Regions from separate parts of the Homo sapiens genome. Here all the other regions are linked to region 2. A link is a contact called in ENCODE Hi-C or POLR2A ChIA-PET data. All regions are on one chromosome and are shown on one strand. The core of a region is the stretch at or near the end of the contact, and the rest is flanking DNA. Distances in the headings are between cores, read along the strand shown. Region 1 holds the start of RHOXF1-AS1 (RHOXF1 antisense RNA 1). Region 2 holds the start of SEPTIN6 (septin 6). Region 3 holds the start of SLC25A43 (solute carrier family 25 member 43).

Region 1 (3,257 bases), core at 318-2,817, 340 kb before region 2:
GGTAACACAGTACAAAAGCAAGCAGTTTAAGATCTGAGAGGAACTTGTCTGTTTAGACTCTTGGGGTTCCATAAGGAAAAACAGATGTTTCTCCTCAAAAAGGACTCTAGTGCCTTCTCTGTTTTATTTAAGGAATTACAGGCTGTTAGAAACTATTTTGGGTCCCTCATGCAGCAGAGGGGAACAAGAGAAAGGAGAGATAGGCAGAAGTAAATGGAGAAAACAGAATTCATTTGACTGACTGAGAAGGAAAAAACCTTTTTCTCAAAAAACAAGGTACTAGGAGAGAAAAAAAAAACAGGCCAGGCACGGTGGCTTACGCCTGTAATCCCAGCATTTTGGGAGGCTGAGGAAGGCAGATTACCTGAGGTTGTCGGGAGTTTGAGACCAGCCTGACCAACATGGAGAAATCCCATCTCTACTAAAAATACAAAATTAACTGGGTGTGGTGTCGTATGCCTGTAATCCCAGCTATTTGGGAGGCCGAGGCAGGAGAATTGCTTGAACCCGGGAGGTAGAGGTTGCAGTGAGCCAAGATCGCACCATTGCACTCCAGCCTGGGCAACAAGAGTGAAACTCCTTCTCAAACAAACAAAACAAAACAAAAAACCATAAAGGCCTTTTAAATATACACACACACACACACATCGTGGATATTAGCTTTTAATTAAACTGACTTTTAGCCACTAAGCTCTTAAAAAATTCTTCTAAATCTCACTACCCTATTTTAGCTGGAACAAATTGCTGATATTTCAAAAATAACACAAATATCAAACCAGAAAGAACTTGATTTAGGAACCAAACCCAGGCTGTTGTGGTGGAAAAAAGGGCAAAACCTTAGCTACAGAACTGCAGTGTGGAGCACAGTTTGGCTTGGCTAGCAAAAGGTGGCCTTGTTATGTAAATAAAGCCCCTCAGGTAGTCAAAATCTTTCTTTTTTCCTGTTGATGGCTGTTTATCCTTTTCCCTTTTCCCCCCCAGCTGCAGGAATTTACCCAATGCAGAGGCGTTGTTCCTCACCATTTGTAACTTTCCTTCACATTTGATATAGTTGGGTAGAGTTAGTCAAATCCAATGGGAAAAAGACCAAAACAACAAAACAAACAAATAAATGAAAAAACAGTTTGGCAAAACAAACAAATGATCATACTATGTATACAATTCCTGAGCACTCTAATGGTAAGGAGAAATTAAGAGCTGCTGGTTGTTAATCTTAACTTTAGGTCATTAAGGAGAATTTTCAAGATAAAACCCCAATTCAGCTACTTACCTAGGAATGGAGTCCAGGCTCAACACTGCTCTCTACCAGCCTATAAGCAGGAAAAAAACTCCAACTCGCCTTCCCTGTTGGAATTGAGCTGAAACTCCAGAAAGGAGTTGCCTGCCCTCCATCATCATGGAAGCAGGAAAACTCACCTTCCTTGTTGAAAGTGAGTAAAACTCCAGAAAAGGAGTTGTACAGCAAAAAAAAACCTTAGATATCGACCAAATTTGGGGAGATCAGGGTGAGGGAAGAGACGGACCCTCTCATATTGTTTTATATTGTTTTATACTCAGTACCTGTTTTAAGAAAAAAACAAGGAAGTGAAACCAAGGGCAGGCAGCCAGGCACCAGACCCAAAACCAGAACTGAAACCAGGCCTGGGCCTGCCTGGCCTAAACCTAGTAGTTAAAAATCAACTCATGACTTAGCAACCGATGTTATCCATAGATTCCAGACATTGTATGGAAGAACGCTGTGAAACTCCCTGCTCTGTTCTGTTTCACTCTGACTACCGGTGCATGAAGCCCCTGTCACATACCCCCTAGATTGCTCAATCAATCACGACCCTTTCATGTGAAATCTTTAGTGTTATGAGCCCTTAAAAAGGACAGAAACTGTGCACTCGAGGAGCTCGGATTTTAAGACAGTAGCTTGCCGATGCTCCCAGCTGAATAAAGCCCTTCCTTCTACAACTCAGTGTCTGAAAGATTTTGTCTGCAGCTCGTCCTGCTACAAGGGATTGTCTGGAGGGGGGAAGTTCCCAGGCCTCAGCAAATCTGCCTATTGATTTGAGCAATAAAGATATCTCAAGCTGGTACCAAGCAGTAATAGAAGATTTGTCAAAGGTCAGGGGCACCTCCACTCAGAATCCCTTGGTGGTTACCAATTTGTAAACCAAAAAGTATCTGAGCTAGGTCTCAATTAACTTGGAAATTTTATTTTACCAAGGTTAAGAACATGCATCTGGAAGGCAGGTCTATGCCTTTTTCCAAAGAAGATTTTGTGGACTTCAGTATTTAAAGGCAAAAGGGCAGATATTGGGGGAAAAGGAAAAAAAATTAAAGGTGTGGGTAGATAACAGACAAATGGTTGCATTATTTTGAGTGTTTGATAAACCTTTCACTGAATACACAGTTTACATGTGAGAGAAGGGTAGAGGAATAGTTACTTATGCCTTTGTCAGCTCAGTGAATCTGCATTTTTACATTAGGAAAGCAATCAGATATGCATCTGTCTCAGATGAACAGAAGGATGACTTTGAGTTCTGTTCTTTGTCTAGAACCTGTGAAGATAAGCTATCAATTTACATTGTCAGGGTAAAATTCAACAGAACCATTTTAAGGTAAACATCTTGGGGCTCAAAAGGAATGTCCCAGTGGACAAATTGTGAGACATGTATGTAGCTTTTTTTTTTGTTTGTAGCTATCTTATTTAAGAATAAAATGGGAGGTAGGTTTGCCTGATGCAGTTCCCAGCTTGACTTTTCCCTTTGGCTTAATGATTTTGGAGTCCTGAGATTTATTTTCCTTTTACAAGACATTACCATTCCAAAAGAATGAATATGGGAGGCATAAAGTGGTTTCTTGTCCCAAGTAAGTTCAAAATTTAGCATGGCAGGGCCAGGTGTGGTGGCTCACGCCTATAATCCCAGCACTTTGTGATGCTGAGGTGAGTGGATCACTTGAGGTCAGGAGTTCGAGACCAGCCTGGGTAACATGGTGAAACCCCCCTCCTCGTCTCTACTAAAATACAAAAATTAGAGGGGCATTGTGGTGAGTTCCTGTCATCCCAGCTACTCAGGAAGCTGAGGCAGGAGAATTGCTTGAACCTGGCAGGTGGAGGTTGCAGTGAGCTGAGATTGTACCACTGCACTCCAGCCTGCGTGACAGAATGAGATTTCATCTCAAAAAAGTAAATAAATAAATAATTAGCATAGCTAATTCCATTAGATTTCAAGGCCTAGGAACAATCCTCTTTAGCTCAATGTTCTGCC
Region 2 (3,653 bases), core at 226-2,725:
CCTCTGGATCGAGTCCCTTCTTCCTCTCTCTCCCTGGTTCCTTCTTTTCTTTTTCCCTCTCTCCTGCCTCCTCCTCAGCTGCTCCAGCCTTGGGCCTTTACGGGGTCATCTTCCATGCTCCATTGGGGCCCCCTCTTGGGCCCGGGTTTCCTCCATAGCCTTGTCATCCCCTCCCCCATCTGGGGTCCCTCTGGCGGGCCCAGGTCTCTCTCCCACACCAGGGAACCTGCCCTTTTGAGGAGTGGAATGTACTGTCCCTCCCGCTGGGGCCTCGGGCATGCCAAATCTGCCAGCGTGCTCCAGTGACAGGGAGCTAGCAAGAGGCCAGTCCCAAGAGAGAGGGGAGGGCGCCAAGGCCGGAGAAGTGGAGAGGTGCCCACGAGAGAGGACCCGCGGAGGTGGGCCACGGGGATAAGGAGGGCGGGCGGGCGCACCCCTGCCTTCGGAAGTTCTCTCCTCTGCGCCCTATTGGCCGCCTTGTCCCGGGCTGAATGAGGGTCAAGGAGAAATCAGGGGGCGGGACAGAGTGACTGGAGGCCGCTCCCCGTCACCCGCCCCTCCATTTCGCTCCATAGAGCTGAGAACCTTCATCTCCAGCCCTTCCTCTGGTACTAGAAGGGGTGGGTGGTCTTGCTGAGCGTCTAGGGCTGGGTCGGAGAGAGGAGGCGTGGGTTCCGTCTGTACTAGGTACCCAAAGGTGGTGAGCTTGGCTCCACGAAATTACAGCCCACAGCACCCAAGGCTTGGAAACCCCAGGGCAGAAGCAGCGTCTCAAGACCTCTAGCCTCGGACCCCACATGCCACAGCTCAGCTCAGTTGCCGGGCTGCAGTGCGGCTCCCCCCACGGGCCCCCTTTCTAAGCTCTACTGTGGAGCGGCAGGTGCCGCAGGCCTCCCCGGTACCTCGGCCGCAGCTGCGCTCCCGGGCCATGGAGGGAGGGAGACACGACAGTGGGGCATCGAGACTCCAGCGGCCAAGGCGCACCCATCTAAGCACCTTGGGATCTCGGTGGAAAGGAAGGGGGGTAACGGGGGCCGGGAGGAGAACTGCAGAGCTCGGCCGCTGAGCAGAGTATGGGAGGGGGGAGGGGCGGGGGCTCCCTTCCAGCCTTCGGGGTCTGGGGACTTAGGGATGTAAAGGAGAGCAGGGGGGTGTGACAATTCAGCAGAGGTCGGGACGTACCACGGAGCCAAGTGGCGGGGGGGGCAGAGGACGTGGTCACCGAGGGGAGCCCCCGCCCCCCTTCGTAGAAGCCTATGGCTGGGGTTGCAGGAAGAACTGGAACTGGTCTGGCCATAGGGGGAAGCGGCGCGTTAAATCCGCCCCCTCTCCATACCCTACTTTCAAGGGGTGGGCGGTAGAGGGGAGGTTGGGGTTGGAGCAGCGGCGAGGGGGCCCCTCCCTTGCACCTCCCCCCACCGGACTTGGTCGCGCCCGAAGTGTAACACTTTCTCTTTGTCGGAGGAGCTCCTCTGTTTCCTGTGCAGTAGCTCCCGTTGCGGCGGCACCCGTGGCAGCCCTGGCGGACGCAGGAGCGATGGCAGCGACCGATATAGCTCGCCAGGTGGTAAGTGCAGAGCTTGGGTGCCAGGGCCGGGGCCGAGGGCCTGGTGAGGGTCAAGGAGACCTGGCCGCCGCCGCCACATCGCGAGGAGGGCAGTGGGCAGCATCCAGGAGCCAAGGGCACGGTGGGACTTCTGCTCCCGGGGTCAGCAGCTCAGTCCCTCAGCCTGTCCCGGAAAACGGTGGTGGCGCGCGGGGGGCGGGGGGCGGCAGGGGGGCAGGCAAAACCTGCGGGCCGGCGGCTGAACTTGCATTGCCCAAGAGCCGCAGTGAGCGCCACCGCCTCCCTCGCTGCAGCTGCGGCCCCACGGCTGGGGCGTTGCCGAATGAATGGCCGTAGGAGCCGCCGAGCCCTCCGGGTCCCTGGCACCCTGGCCTTGCCGCGCCCCTGCGCACGGCTGCCCGTTGTGACCCGGGACCGCACAGGCAAAGAGGCGCGGGGCTGGGGTTAGCCTGGGGCAGAAGGCGGTGAGTGGCGAGGGGGGCGGGGAGGTGACTGGCTGGGATAGGGTTTCTCTATATGCATTACATATGTGACTGCGTCTGTGTGTGTATCGGTGTGCGCGTATGTGTGCACGCGCGCGCGCTCGTGTCTTCCCGGGCGGGCGGCGGCGGCGCCGGGGTTCTGTCTGTGACCCAAAGAAGTCCGCGTGTTTCTCTGAGTGTGCTCACCTCTGTGGTGTGTGTCCGAACGCCTCTCTGTCTGCTTGTGCTGTGTGCCTCTGGGTCTCATTTGTGCGTCAGTGTGGGGTGCAGTTGGCTGGCCTGTAGGTGGCTGGCTGCGTATTTTGGCATGTTTTGGAGCGGGCCTCTGAGGATCTGTCTCGGGTGCATGTTCAGTGTAACTGGGCTTGTGTGCCAAAACCTGTGGAGCTGGCTTCTTTCTATGGAGACTCAGGAAAATAAGTGTGAGACTCGCAAAAGCGGTGCCGTCTCTTTTTTTGTTGGCGACCGACTCTGGGAAAAAAAAAATCTTCATTTAAAGAACTGAAGTTTTCCAGCCTGGGATGTGCAGAGAAACCATGTTGAAGTGACCTGAGGCTCCATGTTTGTTTTTTAAACCAGAAGTTTGGTTGCAAAGGGCGATGAATTCCATTTGGGGGGGACACCCTAGCTATTCTATTCATCCATGGGTATCTGGGACTTTAATAAGCCCACCAGCACCCCGAGGTGAGGAAGGAGTGGGAGACAGAGGTAGGTCAAATCCCATGACACCACATACTACTTGACGAAAATCTCTGAACCACATAAAAATGTTTTTCAACCTTGTAGCTTACTTATTTAGGAAAATAGTTCATGCAATGCAACTACAGTACAAAAAAAAAGCCTCTAGGTATTTGGTGTAATTGAAATTGATTTTACAAAATCTGAAGCCAGAATCTGATAATATTTTCTCTACAGAATATGTATTAATGTCTCTTTTGTCCCTGTTTGGAAGGGCAGGATCATTTCTTCGGAACCTCCTCCACCCCCTGCACACCCTAGCACAGAGCACTTTATGCAGTCATGTTGTGGAAGGACCAGGAGTAGACAGGGGACATTCTCTGTGATGATGCAATTTGAGAGAATTTTCTTCCCCCAAGATTGGCACTCTCGTTGTTTATTGCTTTAGTGTTTTGAGGGCTCCCTCTTTTCTGCTGTGGCTTTTCTGCTCCTGGTTACCTGCATTTCAGAGATGGTATAGCTGAAGTAGAGGAATTAATCTCTGGGATTACACTAGCTCCATCCAAAAATGACGCTAATGATTTTTCATGTCAGCTAATGAATTTGCATCGACCTGTCCTCCATACTCTCACCAGTTTCTCTTGCCTGGATTAGGATTGCAGGGCAGATGTTGCAATGGGGAACATTCCAGAAGGTTGTGTGTGTTTCACCTCAGGCACAACTCAGGCAACCTAGAGATGCCCTTTGTTCTGCAGATGGGGGTGAGGGGGTGCTTTAGGGCCACTTGGTTTGCTTTGCATGGCTCCAGTTTGCTCTGGCTGGCCTTGCCATACTGTATGATGAAGAACATAATTGTACGCCAGATTCTGAAGCTGAAAGAGCAGCCTAAGCACTCGAGACCTTGTTATCGTGATAAATGGGTTTCT
Region 3 (3,298 bases), core at 667-3,166, 290 kb after region 2:
GGAGGCAGCATGATGTAACAGAAAGACTATGAGATTTGGAGTCAGAAGGCCAGGTAGTGGAGCTCAGCTCGGTCACTGACAAGAGGTGTCATCACTCTGAGCCCAATTCTGCATCTGTAAAACAGGCACAATGCTTCCTGTCCTATGGACCTTACAGGGCAGGAGGCAGGAGCTTAAAAAATCTAATGTGCATATACTAGGTGCTTAGCAGAAGAGCCACAATACTTAAACCAGCCTTTGAAGTTCTGCCCCCCACCCCTCTGGACATATTTTATCCCATCCAAAGGAAGATTTCCACACTACTTTGTAGAGAAGAGGGTGAAGTGGGGGAGAAACTGAGTCATTAAGACTCAGAGGAGAACTGTTTACAGACTGCAGGCCAGATGTTGATGAGGGCAAGCAGAGGTGGGGAGGAAAAAGGGCCTTAACTAAATGTCATGGTCCCACCCATGAGTCCCTCTGCAGAGGAAGAGAAGGGAACTCTATTTCCAGGCAGAGGCAAAATGAGTACTGGCCTAGAGGCCTAGGTAATAAGGATGATTCCGTTCGGCTTGTCGGCTGCCAGGTGAGCCTTCCACCTCTGGCCTCCCAGGTGAGTGACAGTGTCAAGGCAAAATCCTTTGACTATTAGCCGCCAAGACTAAACTATGCGGTCAAGACCGACTCTCCCAAATGTGGGCTGTTTGTCTAATTCAGAGCCAAGGCGATATCAAAGATGCCACTGTGCCCACTGAATGAGGAACACAGGGACCGTCCCCCCAATACAGAAACATCTCTGCTTCCTGAAATGCCATCACTACCAATTCATTCTTTCAGGCTTGGTTTCCAGTTCAAATGCAGGTACCTCTGAGCTCGGTGGAAGCTTTAAGGCTGCATTTACACCTTTAGATCTTTTCCTAAGGAGCAGCTGTTGATGTGGGAGAAGGTGGAAAAGGCCCAAATAAATGAGGCCAGTGGGGTGAAGCGGTAGGCTGAGGGGGCCGTTCTCAGCTTGGGGAGGGGAAGCTGCAGCCTCTGTCGGAGCCTGAAGTCAAGCTTCATTTAAGTTGGGGAGATGTGTGGGCAAAAATCTGCGGCCTTTTCGTATCGATGGATCGGGTCCTTTCCCCACACCAAGCACTTTCTTCTCGGGGCTTGGGTCACACAGACAAAAACACCTTTAAAAGGGTCTCTCTCTTCCTAAGCCAGCCTAAGCAAAAGTTTCCAAATTGGAGGACGGTGGAAATGGTTAGGACTCATCTCTCTGGAGAGCTTTTCATTCCTTTCCTCCAAATCCTTTGCTGCATTCCACCTCCTCGCCCGGTCCAATCCGGAAAGCCTCTCGGACCAGGGCTGCGGACCACAAAACTGCATCTTGCAGGGCGGTAACCCCAAGAGAACGTGAAAAGCATTGGGGCTGCACTCTGGGGGCCATAGAGGTGGCCCACCGCCCCGAGGGGTCCCCAGGTGATCGACAAGGGGGCCGTCCCTACTCCAGGGCCCCGAGTCCAGGCAGCAGGGCGGCGTCGGGCCGCGGCTCCCCCACCCCACCCCCGTCCGGTCTCCCGGTTCCCCGGCCCCGCCCGGCTCTTACTTGCGGTAGGCGGCGAGCTGCACGGCGCTGCAGGGGAAGAGGCGCAGGCACGCCACCGCGTTCCCCTTCCACAGGGCCCGGAGCCCCTCTGCCCGCCACACCCGGTGCCCTGTGGCCCACGGTCCCCGGGCGTGGCCTCGCACGACGCCAACCTGGGCCAGCACGGTGGCGAGCTCCAGGGGCGCGGTGAGGCTGAGGCTGAGCGTCCCCGCCAGCCCAGCGCACAGCAGCCTTTGGCCGCCTGTCAGTCGGCCGTCCCGCCTCCACGTAGCCATCGAGCCCCGACCCGGGCCCGGAAGACCGCGTGGCTCGGGCCTGGGGCTCTCCGGCCACGGGCGGAGGTGGCGGGCCCCAGGCCCCGCCCGGCATGGGGCGGGCCCGCGTGAGGGACGGGAAGCCCCGTCTACGCCCTAGCCTGGCCCGAGGCTGGTCGGGGGTGGGGCGCGAGGGCCTGGAGGGTCCGGGGTCCGAGGCCGCGGATATCATGGGCATAGTCTCCCCAGTTGGCAAGGCTCGAGTAGCGACTTTCAGTTGCGAAACAGTTACTGTTCTCTCAAGGCCCAGCCTGCTAGACATCTTGCTTCCTAAATGTTCAGTGCGCCCCCGCCGCCCCTCCCTGCCTCTCCTCTGGTTTGCCCCTTTTCTCCCTTTCACGTGCCACTTCTCTGTCTTCCTCCCCTGGCGCTTCCCTCCTCCTCCTCTTGCCTCCAACCCATTTTTTTTTCCTGCCTAACCAAAAAGCCTTGATGGTTTCCCAGTGCAGAAGGTAAAAAATTCTAACAACCACAGTTGCTATCTCTCAGGCACTTGTCAAGTACTGGGCTTTACAGACGTTCTCATGTAATCCTCAAAACGGCCCTAAGTACGTATGTCCTCATTGACAGAGGCTGTGTGGGTGTGGGGACTTGAATCTGGACTCTTGAACCTGTGTAAGATTCTTGGCTCTGCAGCTTACCAGCTGTGGGACCTTGGGGAAGTCACTCAACCTCTCTGTGTGTCAGTTGCTTTATAAAACAGAGATTATAATTTTTTCCTCCTAGGGGTTGTTGTAAGGATTAATGAACAATGACTGGTATGGGTAAGCAGTTTATATGTGTTAGTTCTGATTAGGTATTCATTTACAGGAGAGGAAACCAAGACACAGAGAGGACTTGCTCAGGCTCACACAGCTACCTACAAAGCAGAGACCGGTTTGAAATCTAGGGCGGTTTATGTCAGTTTCCACTAACGGCTACACTATATGTCTACTAGGACTGCAGAGTTAACTCCAGTAGGGACATTTTCAGTGGTTCTGTAAGCTAAGAGAACAATAGAGGCAAAGAATGGCTAAGAGAGGCTTGGCCAGAATCCGAGGATTCTTTAATCAGTTCAAAAATTTCAGAATTTCAGAATTTCTTTCTGTCTCTTTTTTTTCTAAAAAAGCCATGTCACTAATAATTACAAGGAAAGGAACTGTCAGCAGTCTGTTGGTGTGAGCAAGATGTTCCGGGTACATAGTTGTTTTTAGGCTTGTATAGTTATTTACATTTACTAACACACAATGCTATAGGAACGTTTTCTAAAAGGCATTGCAGGGTTTCTCCTTTTTTATTTTTCACTGTCAATCTCACTTGAGTATGACATTACAAGGTTTTGACTGTGAGAACTTGTTCTAGTTGCAGAAGCCATACTCTGCTCTCAACAATTGGGGAATGCTTATTTTCATGTTTTGTGAATTCTTCTGTC

The links. Hi-C counts contacts between places; a loop is a spot of excess contacts on that map. ChIA-PET counts read pairs that join two places held with the same protein, here RNA polymerase II (POLR2A). Pooled maps may share reads with other maps.
Region 1: a loop to region 2 is called in a map with no recorded cell type, with 4 times the contacts of the local background. The contact joins the promoter of RHOXF1-AS1 here to the promoter of SEPTIN6 in region 2. A Hi-C loop is called at or near these places in 1 of 37 single-sample maps with no recorded cell type.
Region 3: a pooled map shows a loop between it and region 2 (3-fold over the local background). The contact joins the promoter of SLC25A43 here to the promoter of SEPTIN6 in region 2. A Hi-C loop is called at or near these places in 2 of 50 pooled maps. POLR2A ChIA-PET finds 5 or more read pairs at or near these places in 2 of 52 experiments (H1 and activated B cell).

The regions. Positions count from the first base shown.
Region 1 is chrX:120,034,546-120,037,802 of GRCh38, reverse strand. It overlaps RHOXF1-AS1 (RHOXF1 antisense RNA 1), which reads right to left and starts at 1,567. Exons shown (of 5, transcript NR_131238.1): 1 at 1,271-1,567.
Region 2 is chrX:119,690,990-119,694,642 of GRCh38, reverse strand. It overlaps SEPTIN6 (septin 6), which reads left to right and starts at 1,475. Exons shown (of 11, transcript NM_145799.4): 1 at 1,475-1,567. The coding sequence starts at 1,538. RefSeq lists silencers at 1,232-1,281, 1,792-1,921 and enhancers at 1,462-1,591, 2,412-2,461.
Region 3 is chrX:119,397,954-119,401,251 of GRCh38, reverse strand. It overlaps SLC25A43 (solute carrier family 25 member 43), which reads right to left and starts at 1,916. Exons shown (of 5, transcript NM_145305.3): 1 at 1,574-1,916. The coding sequence starts at 1,848. RefSeq lists a silencer at 1,393-2,052.